4 separate regions of the Homo sapiens genome follow, and all the other regions are linked to region 3. A link is a contact called in ENCODE Hi-C or POLR2A ChIA-PET data. All regions are on one chromosome and are shown on one strand. The core of a region is the stretch at or near the end of the contact, and the rest is flanking DNA. Distances in the headings are between cores, read along the strand shown. Region 1 overlaps RGS6 (regulator of G protein signaling 6). Region 2 overlaps TTC9 (tetratricopeptide repeat domain 9). Region 3 overlaps SIPA1L1 (signal induced proliferation associated 1 like 1). Region 4 has its middle 19 kb from the start of PCNX1.

The links. Hi-C counts contacts between places; a loop is a spot of excess contacts on that map. ChIA-PET counts read pairs that join two places held with the same protein, here RNA polymerase II (POLR2A). Pooled maps may share reads with other maps.
Region 1: a map with no recorded cell type shows a loop between it and region 3 (25-fold over the local background). The contact joins two enhancer-like sites. A Hi-C loop is called at or near these places in 5 of 37 single-sample maps with no recorded cell type and 8 of 50 pooled maps.
Region 2: a loop to region 3 is called in a pooled map, with 7 times the contacts of the local background. The contact joins two enhancer-like sites. A Hi-C loop is called at or near these places in 4 of 37 single-sample maps with no recorded cell type and 9 of 50 pooled maps.
Region 4: a loop to region 3 is called in a pooled map, with 9 times the contacts of the local background. The contact joins two enhancer-like sites. A Hi-C loop is called at or near these places in 5 of 37 single-sample maps with no recorded cell type and 12 of 50 pooled maps. POLR2A ChIA-PET finds 5 or more read pairs at or near these places in 1 of 52 experiments (activated CD4-positive, alpha-beta T cell).

Annotation. Positions count from the first base shown.
Region 1 is chr14:72,474,947-72,481,169 of GRCh38, forward strand. RGS6 (regulator of G protein signaling 6) reads left to right here. Exons shown (of 18, transcript NM_001204424.2): 11 at 1,796-1,894; 12 at 3,322-3,383. Among named protein-coding and RNA genes, the nearest start is that of MIR7843, 39 kb to the right of the region's middle. RefSeq lists enhancers at 1,852-2,061, 6,218-6,223. Within about 2 kb of position 2,790, at least 2 of the 41 ENCODE cell types and tissues checked have a DNase peak (open chromatin) inside an H3K27ac peak, as active enhancers do.
Region 2 is chr14:70,667,964-70,674,743 of GRCh38, forward strand. It overlaps TTC9 (tetratricopeptide repeat domain 9), which reads left to right. Exons shown (of 3, transcript NM_015351.2): 3 at 3,113-6,780. The coding sequence ends at 3,192. Among named protein-coding and RNA genes, the nearest start is that of LINC01269, 27 kb to the right of the region's middle. Within about 2 kb of position 1,293, at least 3 of the 41 ENCODE cell types and tissues checked have a DNase peak (open chromatin) inside an H3K27ac peak, as active enhancers do.
Region 3 is chr14:71,554,286-71,561,153 of GRCh38, forward strand. The region is part of intron 4 of SIPA1L1 (signal induced proliferation associated 1 like 1); the gene reads left to right. Among named protein-coding and RNA genes, the nearest start is that of SNORD56B, 160 kb to the left of the region's middle. RefSeq lists enhancers at 888-947, 1,108-1,167, 1,278-1,337 and a silencer at 1,758-1,857. Within about 2 kb of position 1,511, at least 9 of the 41 ENCODE cell types and tissues checked have a DNase peak (open chromatin) inside an H3K27ac peak, as active enhancers do.
Region 4 is chr14:70,885,199-70,891,904 of GRCh38, forward strand. No RefSeq gene overlaps it. Among named protein-coding and RNA genes, the nearest start is that of PCNX1, 19 kb to the right of the region's middle. RefSeq lists an enhancer at 2,106-2,415. Within about 2 kb of position 1,318, at least 12 of the 41 ENCODE cell types and tissues checked have a DNase peak (open chromatin) inside an H3K27ac peak, as active enhancers do.

The sequences.
Region 1 (6,223 bases), core at 1,540-4,039, 920 kb after region 3:
ATGAATGCTGTGTTAGGAGAGGTACAGGACAGTTGAGGAGCCCAGGAGGGGCAGCTAAGCCAGACCTGGAGTGGGTGGGGGTGGGGGGCTTCCCAAGGGCTTCCTGAAAGAGGGTCAGGTGTTCTGAAGGGTAAGTTGCAGTTGTCCTGGGGAGGTGGCAGGGAGGGGAGGAAACAAAAGGAGCAAGAAGTGGCAAAGCTCACAGGTGAAAGCAAGCTTTATACTTAGAAGCAAATAAAAGTCTTTTTTATGGTTTTTTTTTTTTTTTTTTTTTTTGGATAGAGCTGGATCACCCAAACTCAAACCACCATCTTGTCCAACTGTGAATGACCCAGTGGTCACTTGTGTTTCACTTTACTCAAAGGAGTAGTGGTCACAGCATACCCGAGGGTGCCATGCTCAGACTCCCCCACGATTCATATGTCCCACCCTCTCCACAGCACCAGGGACAATATTGCAGGACAGCATGACCAGACTCCGTAATATTAATTTCCAAAGAGTGGGCCAGGTACGGTGGCTCACACTTGTAATCCCAACACTTGGGAGGCCGAGGTGGGCGGATCACCTGAGGTCGGGAGTTCAAGACCAGCTTGACCAACATGGAGAAACCCCGTCTCTACTAAAAATACACAATTAGCTGGGCACAGTGGTGCATACCTGTAATCCCAGCTTCTTGGGAGGCTGAGGCAGGAGAATCGCTTGAACCCAGGAGGCAGAGGTTGCAGTGAGCAGAGATCGCGCCATTGTACTCCAGCCTGGGCAACAAGAGCGAGACTCCATCTCAAAAAAAAATTCCAAAGAGTGGAGATGTGTCCCCAAACATTCCTATTTCTTGTGATGACCAATTAGCTCTCTCTCATGTATGCATTAAAAAAAAATACACGCACACACACACACACACACACACTAGACATGGCGTATGTATATAAACTTCTTTAATCTACTTACATATTTTGTTCGTCACTGACTTAACAATATCCACTGTATTATATTTTAAAATGTTAGTCCTAAAATGTCCTCATTTCATCTTCAAGAGCCCCATAATTCTAACATTACAGAATTTCATGGAGTCACATCCACCTTATCTGAGCCCTTCTGCATTTTGATGATTTTGACTACACATTGCATGCCCTTCAGTGTTTCATTTCTTTCCCATTGCAAAGATTGTGTTTAGTCTTTCCGTAATACGAGGAACAGCTTTAAATGTAGCTATAGCTACGGACATGTGGAAAAACTTAGGCCAGAAAACTGTTTAACTTGAAAGGGAAACCCTGAAATGCTGCCATCCCAGTTTTGTACCAGATGGGAATCTGCTGACCAACGGAAATGTAGAGGGGATCTTTTGTGCATACTCTTTGGCAGTGGCTCTTGAACTTTCTTTATTCAGAATCATTTGGGGCATTTGATAAAAGTGCAGATTTCCAAACCCACCCACAAAGATTCTGATGCAGTAAGTCCAGGGGGCGAGGGGATACTCAGCAACGTGTCTTTTCCAAGCACACCCAGGTGATTCTTTGCAGGTGGTCTATGGACCATATTTGGAGAAACACTGAGATACAAGGAGGCTATTTTCAGCCCAATAAAAGATAGGATTTGGGTTATAGTGGTACCCCAAAGATGAGATGACATGCCTTAAGAGGCAGCATTCTCATCATTGAAGAAATAAAAGCAGAGACCAATCTCTTATTGTCATGAGGGGATTCACGAAATTGGATGAGTCATTGGACTAGCTGACCCCTAAGCCACCCTCCAATTCTGTGGGTGGATGATCCTCTGTGCTTGCTTCTTCTCCTAGTCCGTGTATGGCGTGACTGAAGAGTCCCAGGCACAGAGCCCGGTGCATGTACTCAGCCAACCAATCAGGAAAACAACAAAAGAGGACATCCGGAAACAGGTGAATGAATTGACAGCTTGCACTCTCAGGAGGAGACGTGGCCAGTTTAAAAACCCTTTCAAATGTTCAACTCTGAAGATTGAGCAAGCTTTGAGTTCCTGGAAACCACAGTGGAACCCAGCTGTGGGTGATTGAACCTTTTAAGTGCTGTGTGTGAACAAGCCACGGAAGCTTGAGAGAAAGAATTCTCTACCCAGTTCCTCCAGCAGTTACTAGAAAAGGGCGTAAATGAGTCATCCCATGCCTTGGGGTAACTGCTGTAATGGGGTTTCCCACAGTCCGCTGTGGGAGCTGGAGGAAGGAGGGGGCTCATGTCACACAGTCCTTATAATTGGAATGCACCAGCTCAGGATGGTCTACTTTATTGCTGTGATTTGAAAGGAAAGTTTAAGAATAAATAAAGCTCTACTCCCAATGCCATTTCAGCATTACTTGGTTGAATGTTATTTTCTTTCATGATGAGCAGCCCAGGTCAACAGACAATGGCTAATTATATTACTTCCTTCTGATATTTACTGGTAACAAAGCAACCTACTGTTTATATTATGCCTTGCTGGTTCCTAGAGGGCAAAACCCAAAGGAGTAAACTTTGAGGTGCTTGCCCTTGACAAGTTTATTATCTGATGGGTAAGAGGTAATGGATATATGAAAAAAAAAAGCTATTTGGCGGGGCTCGGGGCTCGGTGGCCCACACCTGTAATCCCAGCACTTTGTGAGGCTGAGGCAGGTGGATCATCTGAGGTAAGGAGTTTGAGACCAGGCTGACCAATATGATGAAACCCCATCTCTACTAAAAATAGAAAAAAGTTAGCCGGGCTTGGTGGCGTGTGACTATAATCCCAGCTACTCGGGAGGCTGAGACAGCAGAATCACTTGAATCTGAGAGGTGGAGGTTGCAGTGAGCTGAGATCATGCCGCTGCACTCCAGCCTAGGCAACAGAATGAGACTCTGTCTCAAAAAAAAAAAAGAAAAAAAGAAAAAAAAACCACACAGAAAAAAAGCTATTTGATGATTCCAGTCAAGCATGCCAAGGACATGGGTGTGACGTGCCTGTGAAAGGTGGGCAGAGGAGGGGTCACTGGGGATTGTTCAAAACAGGTATTTATGGGGCACATTTCACCTGTCCATGCTGTTGCTAAGCTACGTAGAAAATACATTGCCTTTAAATTTTGGAAAGCAAGACTTAAATCACACCACAGTATAGGAGGAGATGAGACAAAGGCTAAATTGCAGAATATGAATCTTGTATGATAGGGATGTCCAGAGGCACAAGTAATTTGCTGGAGGGCAGAGCTGAGGGAGTTGGAGATGTCTGGCCAGAGGAGGTATTTGGATCTTGGTGGAAATGCAGGATTTGGGTTTGTGGAGCGAGGGGAAAAAAATAATTTTAGTTTGGTCTTAACATCTGTGTTCTCTATTTTCCCAGATAACATTTTTGAACGCACAGATCGACAGACATTGTTTGAAAATGTCCAAAGTGGCTGAAAGGTATGTTTTCCTTTAATAATATTACTACTTTCTTCTAATTTAACAGGGAAGAAATGTTACAGGGTTATGGTTAACGAATGTGTTCAATGCCAAGAGTTAGACTGTAGTTATTCCTTAGACTGGGGTGCAGAAAAACCCACAGGCTCCATGTGAGTATAACTAAGATAACAGACCTCCCTTGAGTGATGTCAAGAAATGTTCCGTTGCTAAGGCTTTACAGGGGGTGGCCACGGGACCTTGTCAATCAAGGAAGAATGTCCTTTAAAGCTACATAATGCACCTTTGCCTTCAGCCTCTGGATTAATTCAAATGGAAATTGCTCCCCTTTCAGCTATAAAATGCCCAGATTCACTTTATAGGGGAAAAGAAATTATGTGTGTCCTTTGAGGTGCTGGCTGCATAGACAGGAGGGGACTGGATCATCGGGAAGTGTTCCGCCTCCACACGCCATCAACCACTGAACTGCATCGAATCAGCTGTAAAGAAAATATTTGGCCCCTCCAGCCTGGCTTCCACAGCGGTGTGTGTGCTTCATTCTGCACCAGTAGCTAGTTCCACTCCGTTAACTCATGGGAGACTCAATTTTATCAACTAAATGGTCTGTTTTTTTAACTCTTCCGTGAAGATGGGAGACCACATGGGGAATCTATATGGAATAAATCTAACCAGGCAGCTCAGTAGTGAACATTTATTCATCCATATGCTACCGTTAAAGCAATGACCAATTGCTTAAGGAATCAAGAGCTTAAGTTGGGTCTTGGTATTTATTGGATGTCAGATAAACTGAGTCTTTTAAGCCCAGCTCCTACAGGGGGCTGGCTGTGAGAGCCATCTATAAGCCTGTAAGCCTTTCTCTGCTGGCTCCTGGGTTGATTCACATCTTTTTTCTAGATAAATTACAACAAATGGAAGGTATAAAAACTCCAACCCCAAACAAAGAGTCTGATTGAATACCCTACCTTCAGGGGCTAAGGACATCCCTGGACTTGGGCTCACGTCTTTATTCCAGGGTTTCTCGATTGTGGCACTAGTGACATTCTGAGCCAGATAATTCCTTGTTGTGTTCTTAATGTCCTATGAATTATAGGATAGTTAGCAGCATTCCTGACCTCTCCCCATTAGAGGCCAGTAGTCCCCCACCACCACAGCTGTGAGAACCAAAAATGTCTCCAGACATTGCCAAATGTCCCCTGGGTGGGGTGAAAGTCACTCCCATTGAGAATGACTGACACTCCTGCTTTTTCTATGCAAATGTGCTGGAAAGTTGCCCTGGCTGGAGCTCAGCTTACACTGAGGTACTGATCACTCTGGAGTCGCTGTTTCAGCTAGCTGTGTAGGCTGCAGAATCACCTCATACCTCCTCTCTCATCATGTGTGGCTTCTGGCCAGAGTACCAGGCTCTGAAAATGCTTTTTAGGTCTCACTGTGGTTCCTTTGCCCCAGAAAGGTGGCTGTGAGTGAAACAGCAGCATGGCCTCAACTCTCTTGGTGTCATCCATGGCCTGTGAGGAACCACGAGCTTCTTTCTCTGTGAACTAGGGACAGAAATGGCTGTCCTAGTATACTTTGAGGGTCGGTGTGCTAGCAATGCTCATGTCTGGCCTTGGAAGGTGGAAGAGCTCTTTAGGGTTTGCAATTTAGAAAGAGCGTATATATGGGAGCATCTGTTTCTTTGGATCTATTTGCTCAGGTCCAGTGGTTCTAAGTACCGTAATCCAGGTGAGGGAGGGGGTTAAAAAATGGAAATTCCCAAGCCTCAGCCCTAGGGATTCAGATTCAGTGGTTCCAGGGTTGAGCCAAGAAATCCACATTCTGGATAATCTTCAAGTGGACTGATCTGGTCTTTCAGGATCCGGTGAAGCCATTGCCTGCTACTCAGGCTGACCTGAGAGCTCACATCCAATTTGTTATATCTTTGGGATGCAGAGAAAGAGCCTGAACCTGTCAGCATGAGGGAGGCAGACTCCAGGGCAGGTGTGCAGAGAGTCCAAGGAATGGAGGAAACCAAGGTGGAGGCGGGGAGCCCGGCCCATCCTATTGTTTGTTTGTTTCCTTGCTGTCAGGGAGGGGCCCCACCTGGTACCACCTAATTATGCTTGAGAGGCTGCTCATATTGAAGGATTATTCCAACTGGCTACTCCTCGGTGCCCAGCTAGAAGCTTTCATGAGTCTCTGCCCGGCAGAGGCTGGATTTTATTCCCAGCAGCAATAACTGGCAACTTTTCAATGCGACACGAGGGTTTTTCATTAGAGCCACAAGGAAACCCCCAGATAAGGAGGAGGAGGGAAAGGAGACGCGTGTTAGCTGGAGATAAAGCAGCTGGGAGCCGGGCCTGTCAGTGGCTCTGTGAAGATGGGGCCAGGGAGGAGGTGCTGGCAGCTGGTGAGAAGCTGCCAGAGATGCAGGCTGAGCTCTCTCAGGTGGGCACGCACATCCACATCCACATCCCCATCCTGATCTGGCTTCCCTGGGCCTGCTCCAGGTGATAAGTGGCAATTCCATATCCCCCAGGAAACCGCATCCCCCAGGAAAGGTCTTCATCATTTTTCACCCAGTTCTGTGAGAACTAATAGTGAGGAGAGGCAGGAGGGCTGGGGACAGCGAGGCTGGGCTCTGGGATGTCTACAGTCAGGGTTGGACTAAAGGGTGCATCCAGACCAGCAGGGAGGGAAAAAGGGAACTTTGCAAACTAAAGGGGCAGAACAGACAGTTTAGGGGATGGGTCTGAAACCGACCATCGAGGTTTGAAACCTACCCCTGCCATTTCCTGTTTTCTAACTGATGAAGCCAGTGGCTTCTTCTCTCGGTGCCTGTTTTTACCTCTTTAGAGGGGAGATAG
Region 2 (6,780 bases), core at 43-2,542, 890 kb before region 3:
TAGAGTATAGAATTCCTCATCTTTTTCAACTCAGAATCCAGCTCTCTTCACTTATTCAACAAATATATATATATTGAATTCATACTATGTGCCAAGATTTGTGCTAAGCACCAAGGGAATCAATGAAAAGACACTGCCGCTACCCATGAGGCGCTCACATCTGGTTGATGACACAGAATACAAACAGGCAAATTTGATGCTAAGCCCAGCACCTTTCAGGAAGCATGCTCTGACTTCTCCAGTCAGATGCTATTCCTTAGGACATGTGTTATCTATAGCATTCACTTAGATCATATCCACCAGTCATTCATTCATTCATTCCACAGATATTTATTGAGGGGGTACAATATTGCTAGGTATATAGTAGTGAACAAAAGAAAGTTGTTGCCTTCAAAGAGCTTATATTATAATGGCTCACTGTCTATTGTAAGTGGGAAAAAAAAGTGTGGAGAGGGGACAGAACCCAGGGAGGGGCTCTCTACCAAGGGATGGCTAGAAGTCAACCAGTAAACAAGCAAACAAATAGTAAACAAATGAAATACTTAGTAGTAATAAACGCTGTGAAGAAAATAAAGCAGAATAAAGAGATCAAGAGTAAATGGGGGCGCTGGGCGTGGTGGCTCATGCCTGTAATTCCAGCACTTTGGGAACCCAAGGCAGGTGGATCGCTTGAGCTCAGAAGTTCAAGACCAGTCTGAGCAACATGGTGAAACCCCATCTCTACTAAAAATACAAAAATTAGCTGGGTGTGGTGGTGGACACCTGTAATCCCAACTACTTGGGAGGCTGAGGCAGAAGGATCACCTGAACCTGGAAGGCGGAGGCTACAGTGAGCCAAGATGGCACCACTGCACTCCAGCCTGAGCGACAGAACAAGACCTTGTCTAAAAAAAAAAAAAAAAAAGGAGTAAGGCTGGGCGCGGTGGCTCATGCCTGTAATCCCAGCACTTTGGGAGGCCGAGGTGGGTGGATCAGGAGGTCAAGAGATCAAGACCATCCTGGCTAACATGGTGAAACCCCGTCTCTACTAAAAATACAAAAAATTATCTGGGCATGGTGGCACGCACTTGTAGTCCCAGCTACTCAGGAGGCTGAGGCAGAAGAATCACTTGAACCCAGGAGGCGGAGGTTGCAGTGAGCCAAGATTGCGCCACTGCACTCCAGCCTGGGTGACAGAGCGAGACTGTCTCAAAAAAAATAAAAAAGAGTAAAGAGGGGGGAGCTATTTTAGACCAAGTGATCAGAAAGAGCCTCTCTGAGGAAGTAACATTTAAACAACTTTGACTTGATGTTGCTATTTTTGTTGTTTATATGGTTAATAATTTTTCTTTTTTCAGACAGAGTCTCGCTCTGTCGCCCAGGCTGGAGTGCAGTGGTGTGATCTCAGCTCACTACGACTTCCGCCTCTTGGGCTCAAATGATCCTCCCACCTCAGCGTCCCCAGTAGCTTGGACTACAGGCATGCACTACCATGCCTGGCTAATGTTTTTTATTTTTTGTATAGATGAAGTCTTGCTATGTTGCCAGGGCTGGTCTTGAACTCCTGGGCTCAAGCAATCCTTCTGCCTCGGCCTCCTAAAGTGCTGGGATTACAGGCATGAGCCACCACACCCAGCCTTTTTTTTTTTTTTTTAAACTCAATCTTCCTTTCAAAAGTCTTTAAAAAACTTTAGAATCAAGTCACAAATGTCCAAATGTATACTTTTTTTATCTTTTTAAAGAACACCTTGTTGTTGATTTATTTTCCGTACATAAATCGTGTTCCACCAACTGTAAGCAGCTTGAAGACTAACCATTGGACTCATTCAATAGAATTTTCTGGAGCACTGCTATCTGCCAGCACGGTTCTGGAGGATACGCCTGGCATTTTTTAGCATGATATAGTATTCATTTCTACTTCCAGAAGTAACTATTCCAGGCAGCCCTGTCACTCTTATGTTATGGTGTGTGTGGAACTTAGCAGTTGTTCCCTGCCATGCCATCCTCACTAATAACAGGAACTGGGAAGAAATGCCCCAGTTTTGGTGAGGTGGTCATCTGACCCTGCTTATAACGACAAAAATAAGACAATAAAGCAAAGTCATTTTAAACTCTTCAAGCTTAAAAAAATTACATTAGACTAATATTTGTTGATCATTGTTTTAAGCACTTTTAGACTTACCTATTTTGGGCTTCAGAGCAATTTCATGAGGCAGGTATTACAGTCCTCAGGAGAGACAGGCTTTGCAGCCAGACACACCATTTACTATGTGTCTCCTTGGCATCTGACTCAATCTCGCTAGGTCCCTATTCCATTTTGTCACAGTGAGGAGAAGGATACATACCTTGCGGGATTGTATTGAGGATTAAATGAGATCATGAAGGTTAGAAACCTGGCACAAGGTTGGCATTCAAAAATGGAGCTTGTTGGCTGGGCGCGGTGGCTCACTCACGCCTCTGATCCCAGCACTTTGGGAGGCCAAGGTGGGCAGATCACCTAAAGTCAGGAGTTTGAAACGAGCCTGGCCAATATGATGAAACCCCGTCTCTACTAAAAATACAAGAATTAGCTGGGCGCAGTGGGATGTGTCTGTAATCCCAGCTACTGAGGCAGGAGAATTGCTTGAACTTGAGAGGTGGAGTTTGCAGCAAACCAAGATTGCACCACTACACTCCAGCCTGGGCGAACAGGACAAGGCTCCATCTCAAAAAACAAACAAACAAAAAAAAATAGAGGTTGTTTCTTGCAGATGGTACAGGAGGCTCAGAGAAGTTGGCAACTTGCCTGATGTTAAACTCCAACTGGGGTCTCACTAAACTAACTGCGCCGGCTGGGAAACCACTGGGATACGCTGCTGCATAGAAAGAGGGAGAGAAATTCTCTCTCCTCTCCCACCCATTCTCTCTCACATCCCCTGGGTCATGCCAACCTGTCCACATTTGCTAAGGGGAGACAGTGAAGGAGAGGGTCGACATCTAGTTGCCCTCTCAGCCACCATGGATAGGCAGAAGGGACCTTGGTTGAGTGAGCCTGGCCTGTTGGATGTCTGCAGACACAGCCTTTGCTAATTCCTTGTAAATGTGATAGTTGCCCTCACCTGGTGTTCCCTAAGGTTTATTTCTCTCCTCACAGACACCAACGTGATTCGGTATATCCAGCTGACGGAGATGAAACTCAGCCGATGCTCCCAGAGAGAAAAAGAAGCCATGTAACCAGGAAGCAGCTCCAGAGCTGCGCCCACGCCTGACCGGGGACTTCCAGGCATCCCCTGGCAGAGAGCCCCGTCCTGGATTCTGTCCCTTTCTCCCCACTTCTTCTGGCTCCTCATTTTTCCTCCTGTTGCACCCCAGCTCTTTGTCTCCTCCCAGTACGAAAAGGAGAGATGCAAATTTGGAATCTGGTAGGTCGCCCAGACAATGGAGACATCCTCTCCTCTAGCAGGTCAGCGACTGAGAGGGGCCTGACTTCTGCTGGGACAGCTGGAGAGGAGTCTCATGGGCTGGGATGCTGTTGTGGCTTTGACTTTGGCCAGTGCTTCTGACAGAGGCGGAGCCTGGCAAGTGTACCATCCCACAGGCAGCAGGCACACAGCCCATGGGCTGGATCCTTCCACACTTTCCTGACAGACCAGAACCAGAGCATCTCGAGGCAACTGTTAGAAATCCAGGGACGAGACAAACAGAGAAGCGCTGGTGAAGCCAACATAGAGACTGTCAATGTGTACACTGGAGTTCCCACCCCCACCCCCCACCCGTCACTTAGCCCCTGCCTCCTTCCCCCACTCGTTGTCTTGGCTTGTGCTTTCTCCTCTCCCCATCGGGGATCCGAGACTCTGCCAGGATTCACATGCCACTGAAGCCCACTCAGTGCCCTCTGGTGACCACACATACCATTCCCCCGGACTCCCACCCAGCAGGCAGCTGTGACCGCAGAAGGGCAGGATGAAGTGGGCCAAGGTTTGGGACAGGTTGACTGTGTAGGTGACAGGGAGGGAAAGATGATGGCCAGGGGAAAGAGCATCGTATAGGCTAGGGGATTGAACTGTGGACTGATTCAGTGTAAATAAAAACAAATTAACAGGTAGTAGTTCCTGTCAGTTCTGTTGGAAGCAGCCCACTCCCTCACTTTTACTCCTTCCTCCAACCCTCAATCAGAGCTACTTACAGCCAGGCAGGATGGGGCTTTCCCCAAAGCAATTGGCCGTTTGTCCAGTGGCAGACAATGGTGGCTACAGCCTTTGTGCTTTTAAGAGTGGGCTGGGATTGTGGAGACTGCCCAGGGGCTTGGCTTTGTCAGAACTTGTACAATCTTCTTTTGATGAAATTATCTGAACTCAACATCTAGCACATAGAATGTGTTCAACAAATGCTTGTTGAATGAATAAATTATGACTGCAGACTGGCTCTCCTGCCTTAAACTAATTTCATCCCAGCCTAGTCTCCTGATGTCTGTGCTCGTTATGCTATGCCATGTTGCTTCAGTCAAACAAGAAACACTTACTGAGGGCATATTGTTTGCCCATCATTGTGCAATATGCTGTGGGACATGGGATGTCGTCTCAGTCTTCAAGGAAATGGAAGGGTTAAGAAATGCATATGAGATTATTACCAATGACACCGTTAATTTATATGATGCTTTAAAATTATCAGAGCACTTTCATGTATTTTTCGTGTGACTAGTGAAAAAGACAATGTTGTACAAAATTAAAATATATACAGATGCAATAATGTGAATAGTTAGGATTTATTAAATGCATTATCTTCAGATCTTTACATGTATAATCTCATTTCTTTCATGCAGTTACTCTGGGATACTGTTCCCATTTGATGGGTAAGAATATTGAAAACCAGAAAAATTAATTATCCCAAGGTTGCATGGCCTTTAGTGGCATAGCTAGGATTTGAACCAGGCCTGCCTGACTCCAGAGCTCTGGCTAGTATCTATGCTATACTTAGTTGCCTCTCTGTAAGTATAATATTGGGCAATTATAACCATTTGAGAACAGGACAATATGTATTAACCTGAAAAGTGTTCATGATGTCAGTGATAGTACATGGCCTCCTTATGTATTTACTCAAGGGCCCCAAAAGACCAGAGGCCAGAATCCCTAGTAGTCAGAGCAGTGACAGGTCAGAAAAAGGCAGCTGAGGTCCAATAGTTATGTCTGTGTATTGCTCATTCTACTTACTGATGGAGCCAGCATGTATCTCAACAACTCACCTAGCATTCATCACCCATCCCCAGCATTGGGAAAGGGTCACAATTAAGACCGAAAGGAAACACAAAGTTAAATATGGGTTAATTATGTAAGCAGATGCCCCACCACGGCAGGATCCAATCACAGCCGAGGGGCCCAGAAGAGAGCAGCGTAAGTTATATTCACATAGTTCCCCAAAGGCTTTCAACGGGGGCTACAGGAAGGTGCTAGAAATATTGAGGGGCCTGCCATTACTCACCTAGAGCTCACTCTCTGGAGAAGAGGAAAAGGAAGAAGCTATTTCAGCTGCCACATTCTCCCCAATCCCTACTATATTATGCTGTCTTTCCTCTTCCTCCTAGCTGGCTTTACATGACCCTAACCCAAAACTACCCTATGGCCCCACACGGGAATGTGTTCAAACGCCCCGACCCCCACCCCCACCCCCATTCCCAAGCCTCCAACTTAGAACGTTTGTGATTTGGCAGATGGTTTGTTAGGATCTGAAGGATGAAGAGAAGGGTAGAGGTCACCTGGAGAATGAGTTCAAACTGCCAGGGTCTTCCCTTGGTCTTTGTGCGTCAGGAAGGACTCCGAGTAATTATTCCCTATGCAGAGACAGGAGAGAGGTCTTGTTTACATGAGTGTGCTGGGGCAGGGCTGGACAATCCAGGATATGATTGTAGCCATCCCATGTAGAAAGATCAAAAACCAGAACGAAATGAAGACAGCCTCTCAGAACCTCATAGAACAAGCGTCCAGGTCATCTGCTTGTTTGGTGACTTAGATATACAGGCTTACTGGAACTCCATTCACTGTGACCTGAAGTTAAATAATCCCAAAGAGAAAAAGCTACCTGGGGTATTGGTTGATGTTTGGGGTGATAGGGCTGAATTTTCTGTGCATTTGTCCAACAAAGGCTTTAGAGCACAAAACCAGGTTCATTCTCCCTACCAAATCTTCAGCTTCCTTCTCCTCATCCCTCCCCAAAACAAGAACTGTGATTTAATTCCGTACGTTGCGGATGTCACTGCTGACCTATGTAGCTGGAGTACTAATCAGGCATCTGACCTGCACTGTCATCCCCTGCCTGGACTTTTGCGATGGACTCTTTGGGGGAAAAACTAACGCTTTTTAATTATTGTGAAAGCATCATGTGTGTATTGTAGAAGTTTTAGGAAAAAAAGGACAAAATCCAATCCATAAGCTTACCACCCAAGACAAACGTGTATTCTTTTGAATATACCTTTTAGTTCTTTTTGGTGTAAATGTACACACGCACACACAGTTGTGGATTTTTTTAAACAAAAACTGGATACACTGAATATACTCTTTAATAACTTTTCAAGTGTGTATTTATATTTTAGAATATGTAATCCTACACAGATACAAAATTCAAAAAGTACAAACTGCTCTGTAGTCAGAAGTAAATCTTCTCCCTACCCCGTCTGCCAGCATCTAGTTTCCCTCTAATTTATTTTGCATCCTAGTGGAGATGCTTACACATTGTCAAACATATGTATATATTCTTTTATCACACACAAATGGCAGCATATTGGACACTTTTTGTTTTTTGCTCCTTCTGTTCCTTCACTTAATAATA
Region 3 (6,868 bases), core at 261-2,760:
AGTATTACTGCTTTCTTTGCACACATGAAGCCATGATATTGAATTTAAAAGCAGATGACCTTAAAATCGTGCAACTTAAACACCACAGACTTAAAAATAAAAAATATAAAGATTTTTAAAGAAGAAAGTTAAAAAAATGTATCTGCTTTTCTGATGTAGGCTGGTGAGAAAAGATGTTCTTTTTCTGTTGCTTTCAGTCTTTAGCTCCCTGTCAGTTCTGCCCCACTGTGAAACCGAAGATGTTCTCAGCATTCTTGAGTAACACTTCCCACAGGTGACCTTCTGTATAAAGAGAGCTTGTTGTTGTTGTTGTTAACTTCTATATTGATAAGAAAAAGATAACAGTTCACAAATTACAACATCCTGTGATTTGATTCTTCATAAAATTTTTTGGTGAGGTTTTGGGAATTTCATTCTTGTTCCCCTGATCTGCTACACTTGGGCTACCACACTTTTTATAATATTTATTGCTATAAACATAGTTTGGGAGCATTTAGGTTGTTTATAGCTCCTTGCTATCCTAAATAATGCTGTGATGAACCCTTTTTTTGCACAGAATTTTGTCTTTTGAATTGTTTCCTTAAAAAATACTCAGGAATAAAATAACTGGGAAAAAAAGTATGTAAGCATTTTAAAGGCTCTCGATACATATTCCTAATTTAAAAAAAAAACAACAATTTCACTCTTCCAGTAGCTAATGAGCACATTTTATAAAAATTAATACCTCTTATTTTTCTTAAAGCATACTTAAGGGCCCTACGATTTTCAGATTGTAAATAAGCATTGGCTTCAACTTTAAGTCTCCAGCTGCATTAGCCCCTAATAAGAGAGTCAGACTGTTCTTTGAACCTTTGAAGCCAGGCATTGACTTCTCCTCTGTAGCTATGAAAGTCCTGGATGACATTTTCTTCTAAGAGAAGGCTGTTTCATCTATACTGAAAATCTGTTGTTTATTGTAGTCACCTTATCAATCATTTTAGCTAGATCTTCTGGATAACTTGCTGGTGAGCTTGCACTTTCATGTTATGGAGACAGCTTCCTTCCCGAAACCTGATGAACCAATGTCTGCTGGCTTCTAACTCTTCTTCTGAGTTTCTTCACCTCTCTCAGCCTTCATAGAATTGAAGAGAGTTAGGGCCTTGCTCTGGATTAGGCTTTGGTTTAAGAGAATGTTGTGGCTGATTTGATCTTCTTTCTCTCCAGAACACTAAAACTTTCCATCTCAGCAGTAAGGCTGTTTTGCTTTCTTATCATTTATGTGTTCACTGCAGTAGTACTTTTAATTTTCTTCAAAAACTTTTCCTTTGCATTCACAACTTGGCTAACTGGTACAATCCTAGCTTTCAGCCTCTCAACTTTCAAATGTCTTCCTCACTAAGCTTAATCATTTCTAGCTTTTGATTTAAAATGAGACACCTGTGACTCTTCCTTTCACTTTCAAGTTTCGCTTGAACTTAGAGGCCATTCTAATTTCAGTGTTGTGGTCTCAGAGACTAGAGAGCCCAAAGAGAGGGAGGCAGATGGGGAATGGCTGGTGGGTGGAGCAGTCAGAACTCAAACGACATTTGTTGATTGTTTGACATTTGTTGATTGATTGCCGTCTTCTGTGAGTGCAGTTTGTGGCATTCCCCAAAAGATTAGTAGTAACATCAAAGATCACAGATTAGAAATCACCAAAACAGATGTAATAATATGACAAAGTTTGACATATTGTGGGAATTACCAAAATGTGACACAGAGACAGGAAGTGAGCACATGCTGTTGGAAAAATAGCACTGACAGACTTGCTCAATGCAGGGTTGCCTCACACCTTCAATTTGTAAAAAAAACACCTGCAAAGTGCAATAAAGTGAAGTGCCATAAAATGAGGTGTGCCTGTATTGTATTTATTGAACAGAAACATTTTTCAAATGTTTAACCAATTTTTTCTTTTGTGAATTGCCTACTGTTTCAGAAAAACTCTCAAACCGTGTCTTTCCTCTGCTTTCATACCACCATGACAATCATCAACACAGAAAACACTTCTGTGACAAAAGCTGTGGGTTTTTTTCTCCACATGCCAAACAGCGTACACTGGCTGGATGTTCTCAATTCAGTTCCAACACTATCCACCCTAAGATAGTGTCAGATTCCACAGGTTGGGGGCTCAGTCCCCAAGACTGCCCCTTACATCTTTGGACATCATTGGTAAATCCAGGCCTCCAGACTTCTGACTGACCAACTTTAAGTTGGTGTTCCCACAACCCCATGTTTGGGTTTAATTAATTTGCTGGAGCAGCTTACAGAACTCAGGGAAACATGTTTACTGATTTATTTAAAAGGATATTACAAAGGATTCAGATGAAGCGTTGTGTAGGGCAAGGTATCAGGGAAGGAGCACGGAGCTTCCGTGCCCTCCTTTGGCGTGCCACCTTCCAAGAACTTCTACATGTTCACCTCTCCAGAAGCTCTTCAAACCTGGTCCTTTGGGTTTTTATACAAGGAGGTTTTATTACATGGCCTGGTTGACAACCGTGTAGAAATGTGATTGGACAAAAAGCACATTATCTAAATCCAGCAAGGCCTGTCTATTCAGACTTTTCTTGGCCTTTCTGTGTAGCTTTCCTTCCCGTAGGATATGGAGCAGGACTCTCTGGAATGAGTGTCTTTTGATCCACAATCAGATTAGAGCCCTGCCTTGGGCAGGTGAAAGGACAGGAGGTCAGAGAGAGAGAGATTCTGTTTCCTGAGGCCTAAAGTACCCCAGCATTATAACAAGGACTGTGGGAGTTAGGAGCTAGGAACTGTGGACAAAAACCAATATAGCTATCATAACACCATACCCATTAATACTTCTTTTCCCATTTTTCTTTTGGAATCTTAGTATTTTATCTTCCTTCACAAATCTTTGCATATATTCAGTGTATTCAGTCTGCGTTGTATTTATGGTATTTTTTAAACTAGTATTTGGTTTGCCTTTTAATGTACAGATGTTTAAAAGTTTCATGTACCCAAATCTGTCAATGTTTTCTTTTGTGATTTCTTTCATTAGTTTTGCTCATGGAAAATGTTTCCCCATTAGATATCACATTTTTTCCCTGATATTTTATTAATTTCAAACTAAGTCCTTACCACCCATTAATTTCATAAGAAAAGAAATCCACTATTTGAGAATTAGGAGCACTTTGCTGCTGATCATGGTTACTACAGGTTGTATTTTTGTAGTTCTCTGCACAAAGGGGCCACTTGCACTAATTGTTAACTTTTGGCTTTGATGTGGTACTTGAGATGTGAGTGCCTGTTTAATTCTGTGTTAATCTGTGGTTCTGTTACATTTGGATCGTTGCGAAAGTACCTTATTGAATACAAATATGAAAATGAACAAAGTAAAATAAAATTAAACTAGTCATGATTGACTCCTATGTGAGTTCATACTTTAAGAGGCCCAGAAATTGTGACTCTTTTCAGATGTAACTGATATAAAAAAACCTACCTTACTTTCCTGTGATAGTTATGGATTGTAGCATTAGGCTCAAGTTGACTGCCAACATAGTTTATGGTGATAACTGCTATATTTCTAATTTGTACAAGTTCAATTTTTTAGAAATATATAAATCCATTGAAGTGAAAATGCTTCCAATTTGCTGGAAAATGAATATTGCTAACTTACATCGTAGGTAATTATTAAGTGTTGGTTTGTGATACTTAAATCAGTTGTCTCATGATTTTTACACCAAAAACTCACTTTTAGAAGTAATATTCTTGTTGGCATTCCAGGTGACATAGGTAAAAAAATATTTTATTGAATTTAAAGCCTAAGTATGTAGTGATACTCTTACATCATATGTTTGTTTATTGTCTGTCTCTCAAAGTAAATATAAACATTTTTAGGGCAGTATTTTCAGCATGTAGAATGATGCCTCAAATATTTATGGAATAATGGATATTTGTTGAGTGAATATCAGGGCACGGACTTAAAATTATAGGAAAAAGAAATACTTCTGCTTGAGTACCTAGAATTTACCAGCCATTGTATGAGATGTTTGGTGATCTCATGACTATATAGAGAGCATTGTTTTTCTAAAGATGAACCTGGGTTTACCTTTGCCATTAATTTTCTGGATAACATCAAGAGTGATAGGTTTTTAGGAGACAGTAGGAAACTACAGACAGTGGAGAGCTCCATCATGTTTCAAGGTAGATTTCTCTCCTGGGAGAAGGTTACTAAAGAGCCTTAGCTAACCACTCTCTCTGTTTTCACTTGGCTGTAACCAGAACTGTAATCAGAAATGGCGTGGAAGGCTGGTGAAAGCCGTGGTTGCTGTTGAACGGGCATATGTGCACTTAGGTAGTTTGCTGATGTAGGTTTAGTTTGTGAATCTAGATAATCTGGGAGTCTCTTTTTAATTTCCTGAAGCATTTTGTTTTTGTTTTTTTAGAGACAGGATTTGCTCTGTCACCCAGGCTGAAGTACAGTGGCACAGTCATGGCTCACTATATACTCAAACCTCCAGGGTCAACCAAGTCTCCTACCTGAGCCTCCTAAATAGCTGAGACTACAGGTGCACGCCGCTACACTTGGCTAAGTTTCTTATTTTTTGTAGAGACACGGTCTTGCTGTATTGCCAAGGCTGATCTCAAGCTCCTGGCCTCAAGTGATCCTCCTGCATTGACCTCCCAAAATGTTGGGATTACTGGTGTAAGCCAGGGCACTTGGCCTTGCCGAAGCATTTTGATGCATGCAAACTAGCAGCAGATGTCAACATTTTCATTTTCTACTCAATCGTAATTTCAGCTTTACTTTTTTTTTTTTTTTTCTTGAGATGGAGTCACACTCTTATCTCCCAGGCTGGAGTGCAGTGGCGCTATCTCAGCTCATTGCAACCTCCGCCTCCCTGGTTCAAGCGATTCTACTACCTCAGCCTCCCGAGTACCTGGGATTACAGGCATGCGCCACCAGACCCAGCTAATTTTTGTATTTTTAGTAGAGAGGTGGTTTCGCCATGTTGGCCAGGCTGGTCTTGAACTCCTGACCTCAGGTGATCTGCCCGCCTCGGCCTCCCAAAGTGCTGAGATTATAGTCTTGAACCACTGTGCCCAGCCTCAGCTTTACTTTTTGTAGAGAAAGGCATCAAAAGGAAGTTTTTCCAACTTTTCTTAATAATAGGTACTTTTTATAGATTTTCCCCTGCCCAGTGGCATTGGACTCTCCCAGAAAAATTTTATGCCAGGATTGTTGTAAAATATTGTCAAGCATTCATGATTTTATCATTTATGGTGGTAAGGGTCTCATAGAGATGTTATGTGAAACACTGTAACATTTTCTTTACCTGCCAAATAAGTATAGAGTAATAAAAAGAACAATTGTTTTTAAAGCCAAAAGATTTTGACCTGGTTCCTGATTTATCATGAGTATGCTTTTAACCTGATCTATGGTTGTGAACAGAATAAAAACTTTTCTGCATTTTTTCTACGAAATTAAAATGTAATTCTTAAAATTTCCAAAAGCATGTTTTCTAACTATTGAAAAAATAAGTTTATTCCCATTCAAAGTAGAATTATATAAACTTTTTTTTTTTTGTATAAAGTTTCACTTCATGTTACTGAACTGGACTTGACATGGAAAACTTGTCCTTGAATAATCATTGAAAAATAGGCTGGGGGAGTGAGACTTTTTCATTAACACACTAAATTTATGCTCCATATGTAAGATATTTGTATATTTTTTAGTGGACTCTGATTATTGTAACTGAATTTAAAGATGCATCTTAAGACCCTACTGTAATCTACCTACCATTAATGTGTTCATTCGTTTCTTCATTCTACTTGCAAACTTCTGTTTAAACTTTATCTTTGATCAAAATATTGTCTACTTTTAGTAAAAATTAAATTGTTAAGTATTTGTGAATAAAATTCATATTTACCTATTCAGATTTACTTGTGTCAGGAATGCAGTCATCTGCAAGCATTAGAAAACCTCTCTAGTAGCATAAGCAAAAGGAAATTAATTCTCCCACATAAAAAGTAGCCCCAGAAATCAACAGTCCAGGGCTGTTACACATGTTCAGTGATGCCACAAGAGACCCTGGAGCTTTTTCCTTGATTGTGTTGGTATCTTTCCTCATGCTAGTCTTATGAATGATAAGATGGCTGTTGCTCTTCTAGGTACCATGTACTCCAGGAGGAAGAAGGGGGAGTAAGAAGGTAGCAGGTAAAGGCTAGGTGAATCAGTCCCTTTTTATCAGGAAAGCTAAAGAGTGTTGCAGGCTTCTGTTTACTTTTCATTAGTCCTGATTTAGGACTAATCTGTTCCTGACTAGTTACCCCTAAACCAGTCCATGGCCACAGGGCAAAAGAGTCCATTAGAAAATTTAGAAAATTCCTGATGTATCTTCTAGGACACACCAAGGTGTCCCACACCCACCTGAACAACTTGAGAATCTGTTGTTAGTAAAGAATTGGGAGAACAGTATGGGTTAGTTAATGGACTGTGTCTTCCATACCTGCTGGAGTGAGGACAGTATGTATTAGATAAACTTAGAAGCCCTGTGCATTTTGACTTCTTGATTCTTGGTCTTCTGGAATAAATTAGGGATTTTTTTTCAGGTTCTTCAGATATTCTTCTGTAGTCATACATATCCTGTCATTGTAGGGGATGATTTAGATATTAGGATAGCAAATACTGTGTTTTAGAGACTTCCTTGTTATTAAGTATATGATGAAATGGGAATTGAGTCATAACACTCTAAAATTGAAATTTGAAAGCTATTTAATGAATTTATGCTTTCTAAAAAGAGTTCTTTTTAGTAGCTCTCTAGAAGATTAATTTTGTTTTATTTGTAATTAAAATGGCTTGAAGATTCATTTTCAAAAAACATGGGCAATGATC
Region 4 (6,706 bases), core at 68-2,567, 670 kb before region 3:
CAAACAGACTCAGGTTTGAATCCAAGACTATCTTATCTGCTGTGTAAACTTGGGCAAGCCACTTAACCTCTCTGAGGCTTCTGTTTCCTTGGCTAAAAAGGAACATAATAATGTCTACCTCAAAGAGTTGTTATAAGGAGTATAAATAATATATGAAGAGTGCCTGGCACTTGGAGCACTCAATAAATGAGAGCTATTGTTATTATCAATATCACCCTCATTATTTATATTGAACTATAGAGATTGCTGTGGCTCAGGCTGAGAAATAAAGCAAGTGAGAGGAGTCTTTGCCAAGAACAGAGAAACCACCAGGAGGGGGAACGGGCCTCTGCAGAATTGATCACAAAAGCTCTCTGGCTTATGTATTACTCATTTGTCACTGTTGATTTATACATTCATTCTTATACTCAGTAATGCCAACACCATTGTCACCATTGCCATCATTCCCTCCAACAAAAATAAGAAGAACCTTAGATTTCTGTTAAAACAGTTCAACAGGCTGTGTTTTGCCCCTGGCACATCTCTTCATCTTTTCTGTGGATTGAGCTGCCATTGGTATTCAGGGATACCACCTGCCCCGAGTTGCTGACAACCATCTCCATGGTTTCTGGCCAGATCTCATTAGCTAAGTGAGGTCAAGCCCAGTGAGGTTAAATACCGACAAGGGAGAGGGTCGGGGGATACACAGATGGTTACAGGCATTGGGATGGAATGGCATGGCTGACCCAGCCTTGTGTTAGGTAGAAAACCAAGGTCACAACCTTTTGCAGTCTCTGAGGAGCTGCGTGACAACATATTTAATCAGAGGATGCCAGCCACAGTGATCCTGCAAGTTTCCAACTGATACAGTTTACCTGCTCCCTCTACATTCAATTGATGCTATTACTGCCCAATCCAATAATAAGCAACAATTTATTAAGCCCTTACTGTTTGCCAGGCTAACGACAGGCCAAAATGCAGGGCTAAAGCACTTTACATACTGTCCCATTTAATCCTCACCACAACTCTATAAAGTCAGTACTATTACCTGCTCCATTTTACCGATTAATAGAAGTTCAGAGAGGTTAAGTAACTTGTCTAAGTCCGCATAGCTAGTAAAACTGTAGAGCCAGCTTGGGAACATGGGTTTTGCTGATTCCAGATCTCCAGCTCTGCATTAAAATGCTAACTGGTGCTTCTCACACTTTAATGTGTATATAAGTCACCAGGCGATTTGTTAAAATGAAGGTTTTGATTCAGTAGATCCAGATGGGACCTGAGATGCTGCATTTCTTAGGCCACATGTATGCTGTCGGGCCGTGGGTTATAATTTGAATCACAAGAGACTTGTCTGATAGATTTGGTTCACAGTGGTTGGCAGGTTTCTCTTTGAAGGAGGTTGGGTTTTGGTCTTAGGGTTAGGCTAAGAGGCTTTAAAACCATTCAGGAAGTGTGGATTTTAGTTCTATGCTGCATACTAAATCATCATAAATTTATCCCCTTAAAACAACTCCCCATTCATTACTTTACAGGTTTTCCCCCAGAACTGGGAAGGGTGTGACTCCACTGATCTCCTCACAGGGCTAAATCAAGATGTCAGCTGGGCAGTGTTCTTATCTGGAGCTCAAGGGCCTTGTGGAAGCTCATTCTGGTTGTCACAGATTCAGTTTCTTGCGGTTGGGGGACTGAGGTCCCTGTTTCCTGGCTGGCTGTCAGCTGGGGGCCACTCTCAGTTCCTAGAAACTGCCGCATTTCTTACCACTTGGTCCTTTTATCTTCATAGTCAGCAATAGAGAATCTCCCCTTTGTTGAATTCTTCTCATGCTTCAAACCTCTTTGATTTTTTTCTGTCTTTGACCTCCAGACTCAGAGTTAAAGGGCTCGTGCTATTAGATCAAGCCCACCCAGACAATCTCCCTATCTTGGGACCTTAATTACATCTGCAAAATCCCTTCACAGCAGAATCTAGGTTGCTGTTTGATTGAGTAAGTGGGAGAAGGCTCACAGATCCCAGAGGCAGGAAACCTTAGGGGCTTAGAATTCTGCCTACCACAAAGTGTTTTGGTTTTCCTGGATGAGCTGCATTGTTGATTGATCAATGTTTTTAGAGTCATCGAAATTGAGACTATATAAGCTTTCTCATTTCTGCTTTCATTTCTACTCTCTTGCTGTAAGCCTCTCCTTTGGTATGAAATTACCAACAATGATTTCAAAATAAAAATGGACTGTCAACTTCCAGCAAATTGAGCTTAGCCCTTTTTCTCATTTATTGTATAAACTGAAAGTGTAAAACAGGAATTGATACATAGATCATTTGGGGTTTTTCACTGACTCATTAGCAATGTCCAGGAATAAGTCTCCAGATGCAGAGATGTTTATAGAAGGCAGTACTTCTTACTCAAGGAACTCTAAGTGCTCACGGATGATGTGAGCCAACAGACAGTGCCTGCACTTTGAAGAAGGAGGGTTTGTGATATCTTGACGTCAAAGATCTGACTGAAATCTTTGGAATCAAGCCCATCTTTTCTGATTTCTAGCCTATTTTCCTTCCAATGGCACTGTCCTAAGGTTGTACAGCTTAGAAAATGTTAACCCAGTATTGTTTTCTTTACTTGCATGTGAGAGAAGAGAAGTCAAAGTCAAAAGCAGGCAGCTGGAAACCTCCAGGGGAAGGGATTCCCAGGGGTCCTTTATATTCCTTTCTCCCCAAGCAAAGCAGAGAGAGAAGCAGCACACATACCCTGTGGATTCTGGGTTTGGAAAGCATAGTTGTGTTGTTCATCTGGGCTGCTATAACAAAATACTATACACTGAATGGCTCATAAACCACAGAAATGTATTTCTCACAGTTCTGGTGGCTTGGAAGTCCAAAATCAAGGTGCCAGCAGATTTTGTGTCTGGTGAGAGCCTGTTACCTGGTTCATAGATGGCTGTCTTCACATGGCAGAAGGGACAAAGGACCTCTCTGGGATCTCTTTTAAAAGGGTGCTAATCCCATACATGAGGGCTACATCTCATCGCCTCCCAAAAGTCTCACCTCCAAATACCATCATGAGGAGAATTAGGTTTCAACATATAAATCTGGGGAGGACAGACATTCAGTCTATTGCAGGGGCCAACAACAGCCCCTCATCAAGAGGTGGCGCTACGGAGGACAATATAGCTGGCCCTCCATATCCACAGGTTCTGTATATACAGACTCAACCAACTGAGGGTGAAAAACACTAAAAAAATAATAATAATACACAATAAAAATAAAAATAATACAGTGTAACACATATTTACATAGCATTTACATTGTATTAGATATTATAAGTAATCTAAAGATGATTTAAACTATGGGAGGATGTGCATAGGTTACATACAAGTACTACATCATTTTATATTAGGGACTTAAGCATCCCCCAGATTTTGGTATCCTGGAGTCCTGGAAGCAATTTCTCCCCACCCCCCACAACTAGGGATGAAGGATGACTGTACTAATGATTCTGTTTCTTTGCAATTCTCCTTAGTACCTCCAAAGCTCTAGCAAGATCATCACACAGGAAACAACATCATTTTCTTAGCCCACTCACAGCACAGAGAACAATGAAGTAATGGCTGTAGACAAATCCAAGTGTCTGTTGCAACCTCAGGGTGAGGAGAGAAAATTGGTAGTGGTGTTGCTTCCTTTAGAGCTTAAAAGGCACAGCTGAGGTGACTACCCTTCACTCCATTTTTGCTAGCATATAATAAGCTCTGCTTTGCATTTTTGCTCCCATGGCATCATTTTTGAAATATGAATCATAAAAGCAGTGCATTTCTGCTATGCCTGCTGAGACTTGCTTTATCACCCTCCTATTTCAGCGTTAATAAAATGATGCTGTCATTCCAGCTGGGAGGTATTTTGATTTTTCCAGACAGAGAGCTGGCTGATCACATTGTGAGTGTGTGTGTGTGTGCATACTTGTGTGCATGTGCCTCCCTTCTGGGGCTGAGAAGGAAATTGTCTTACCTTAATAATAGATAAATGTATTTTGATGGTAGCTGATTACTAAGTTGAGACTTTCTGTAAAATCTTCTAGCATCATGGTAATTTACTAACAGACAAAGAAAATCCCTCAATAAAGGCATCATTAGCAAAAATCCTGTGCCACTAGCTTCTAAATAGATGCGTAAAGGTAGGGTAGTAGAGACCAGGAGTAAAATAAGAAGGTTGGAGTAAATGACCTCTAAGGGCCACTTTTATTTAAAGAAAATTCCAAGCATAACATTGGAAGACCTAGAGATGATGCTAAATGCCTGAAAAGGGAGAATATAAATTTAGGAAGGTAGTAAAAATTTTCTCAATGATAAAGGAACTTATGACTATGGGTATTTGCACGTGTATGTGTCTGCTGTGTCTTTAATATTGAGGGGAATTCTTTTTCTTAAATCTGAGAATGATGGCTTAGTTGATGGCAAAATGGAAAGGATGCGGGGACCAGCCAGGAGCCCAGGAGCAAGGCAGGCGTTTCCAGAAGATCTTGGCAGAAAGAGGCAGACCAAAGAAGCAGACTGGCCAGCCAGTGCCAGGTAGGGTGTGAGATTAACTACAGGTGGGTGGAGCACAGCCCACGCACTACAGAGGTCTGGGCAGTCATGAAATCCAAAGGGGCTGCTCAGGATAGTGGGTAGCAGGGACTGCACCTTCGAGGGTGAGGTTCAGAGGCAGGATTTGGGTTTCTTTTTTTTTTTTAAAGGATTAGCAAGAGAAAGCGCACAATCTAGAACAAATGAGATATCAACAAGAGTCACTGAAAAGGGACCTACGGACAGGCTGTTAGGGACTTGATCTTCAGGAATAAGACTGGCTACTAGAATCAAAGAAAAGGTTTGTGTAGGTCCAGTAGCAAGGCTGATTTGATGCTATCATGCTGAGAAACTCATACTCTGCTTTTCATTTTTGCGTTTTTAGTACCTCTAAAGCTTTTTACATTCTCCCCAACTATAGAGATACTCTAGGGCCTAAGTTGATCCTAGCCGGGCTAATCACCAAATCACAGAATTTGGCAGATGATTTCAAGAAGTTTAAAATGAGTCCCGTCCTCAAAGTGTTTATAATCTATTTGAGAAGAAAAGGTCAGCACACATGAGACAGAAATATGTCTACTGTGTCCATTTACTGTGTTATGTACAAGTCATAGGTATTAAGAAAAATAAAAATTAGTAAGTGCTGGAGAGGTCAAGGAAGGCTTCACCGAAGAGGGATGATTTGAGGGTTTAAATTTTTTCTGAGACAGGGTTTCACTCCATCGCCCAAGCTGTAATGCAGTGGTGTAATCACGGTTCACTGCAGCCTTGACCTCTCAAGATCAGTTGATCCTCCCGCCTCAGCCTCCTGGGTAGCCCCAGCTGGGATTGCAGATGCACACCACCATGCCCAGTTCATTTTTTATATTTTTTGTAGAGACAGGGTTTTGCCATGTTGCCCAGGCTGGTCTCGAACTCCTGAGCCCAAGGGATCTGCCCACCTGAACCTCTCAAAATGTTGGGATTACAGGCATTAGCCGCTGCACCTGGCCTGGCTTGAAGTTTTTTAAGTGAAGAAAAGCAGAATTGGGGCCCTGGGGGTGGGAGATGTTCATGGGGGTGGAGAGAAGAGAGTCAGAAATATCCTGAGATATTTTTCTCATCATTTTTACCCCAACAGGAATAGTTGAGCCTCTCAGTTCTGCAGGGGAAGCTGGTAGTGGAGCCACTAGTGAGCACTTATAAAGTAGATGATAAAGAAAGGAAGTGGAGTTTGCTTGATAAGAGAAGAACATGATTAGAATGGTTGTGTTGGTAGCTCCTGGACTCTTTCTCTGCGGCTATTTCAGTCCCCTAGCTAATCTGGCCCTGACTTATAGTAGTGCCAACTTCAAGCCTTCAGGGCATTTTATACAGCTTCCTGTCTATGCTTCCCACCCTTATCACTCCCTCCCCTTGTTTTCCTTCCATTTTTTTAAATGACTATTATTGAATCAAATTTTCCTATTAATTAAAACCCTTGGGATCTTGGAACCTTAGTCAACTTTCCCCTCGTATATGACATAATGATGTACATTGTGTTTCAATGGCTCTGGACACCATCGCTGATAGAATAGGTCACCTGTTTAGCGTAGTCAGGATGAATGTTGCCATCAAGATGACTGCTCTATATTGAAGAGTCTGAGTCAACTCAGCATATCCAACTATCTTCGTGACTTTTTTTTTTAAAAGAGTTTTAATGTATTCCTTTAGTACTGGCAGTTGCTTTTCCCAGTCTGCTGCTGCTGAAGAAATTCCTAATGGTTAATGTCAGATCCCAGGATACTGGCCTATAATGCTGAGAAAGGAAATAGTGTCAGAGAATCTTGGTTTTTAGCTGCTGTTTTACTCTGCAGGAGCAGAGAGAAATAGGAGCAGGGGTAATTTCTTTCCTTTAGCAGCTGCTGAAGTAGACCTGATATTTGGGTTGGAAAAGTATATCAACTCACCTCAATTTAGAGAAATTATTTTTTAACCTTAAGAAATTAACGTATGTATTGCATCACTGAGGAGGCTCTTCTGTGGGCTTGTAGCAGGAAAAATCTAGACACTCTATGGGGCTATGCTACAGACATGGTGGCCCATGCAAGGAACTGGCAGCTGTGGGAGACAATGACAATGATTGACACTTGCCTGGCAATTTACAGCATACTGTTTCAAACCTGATTTAATTCTCTCAGTAAGCCTGAGATAAAGG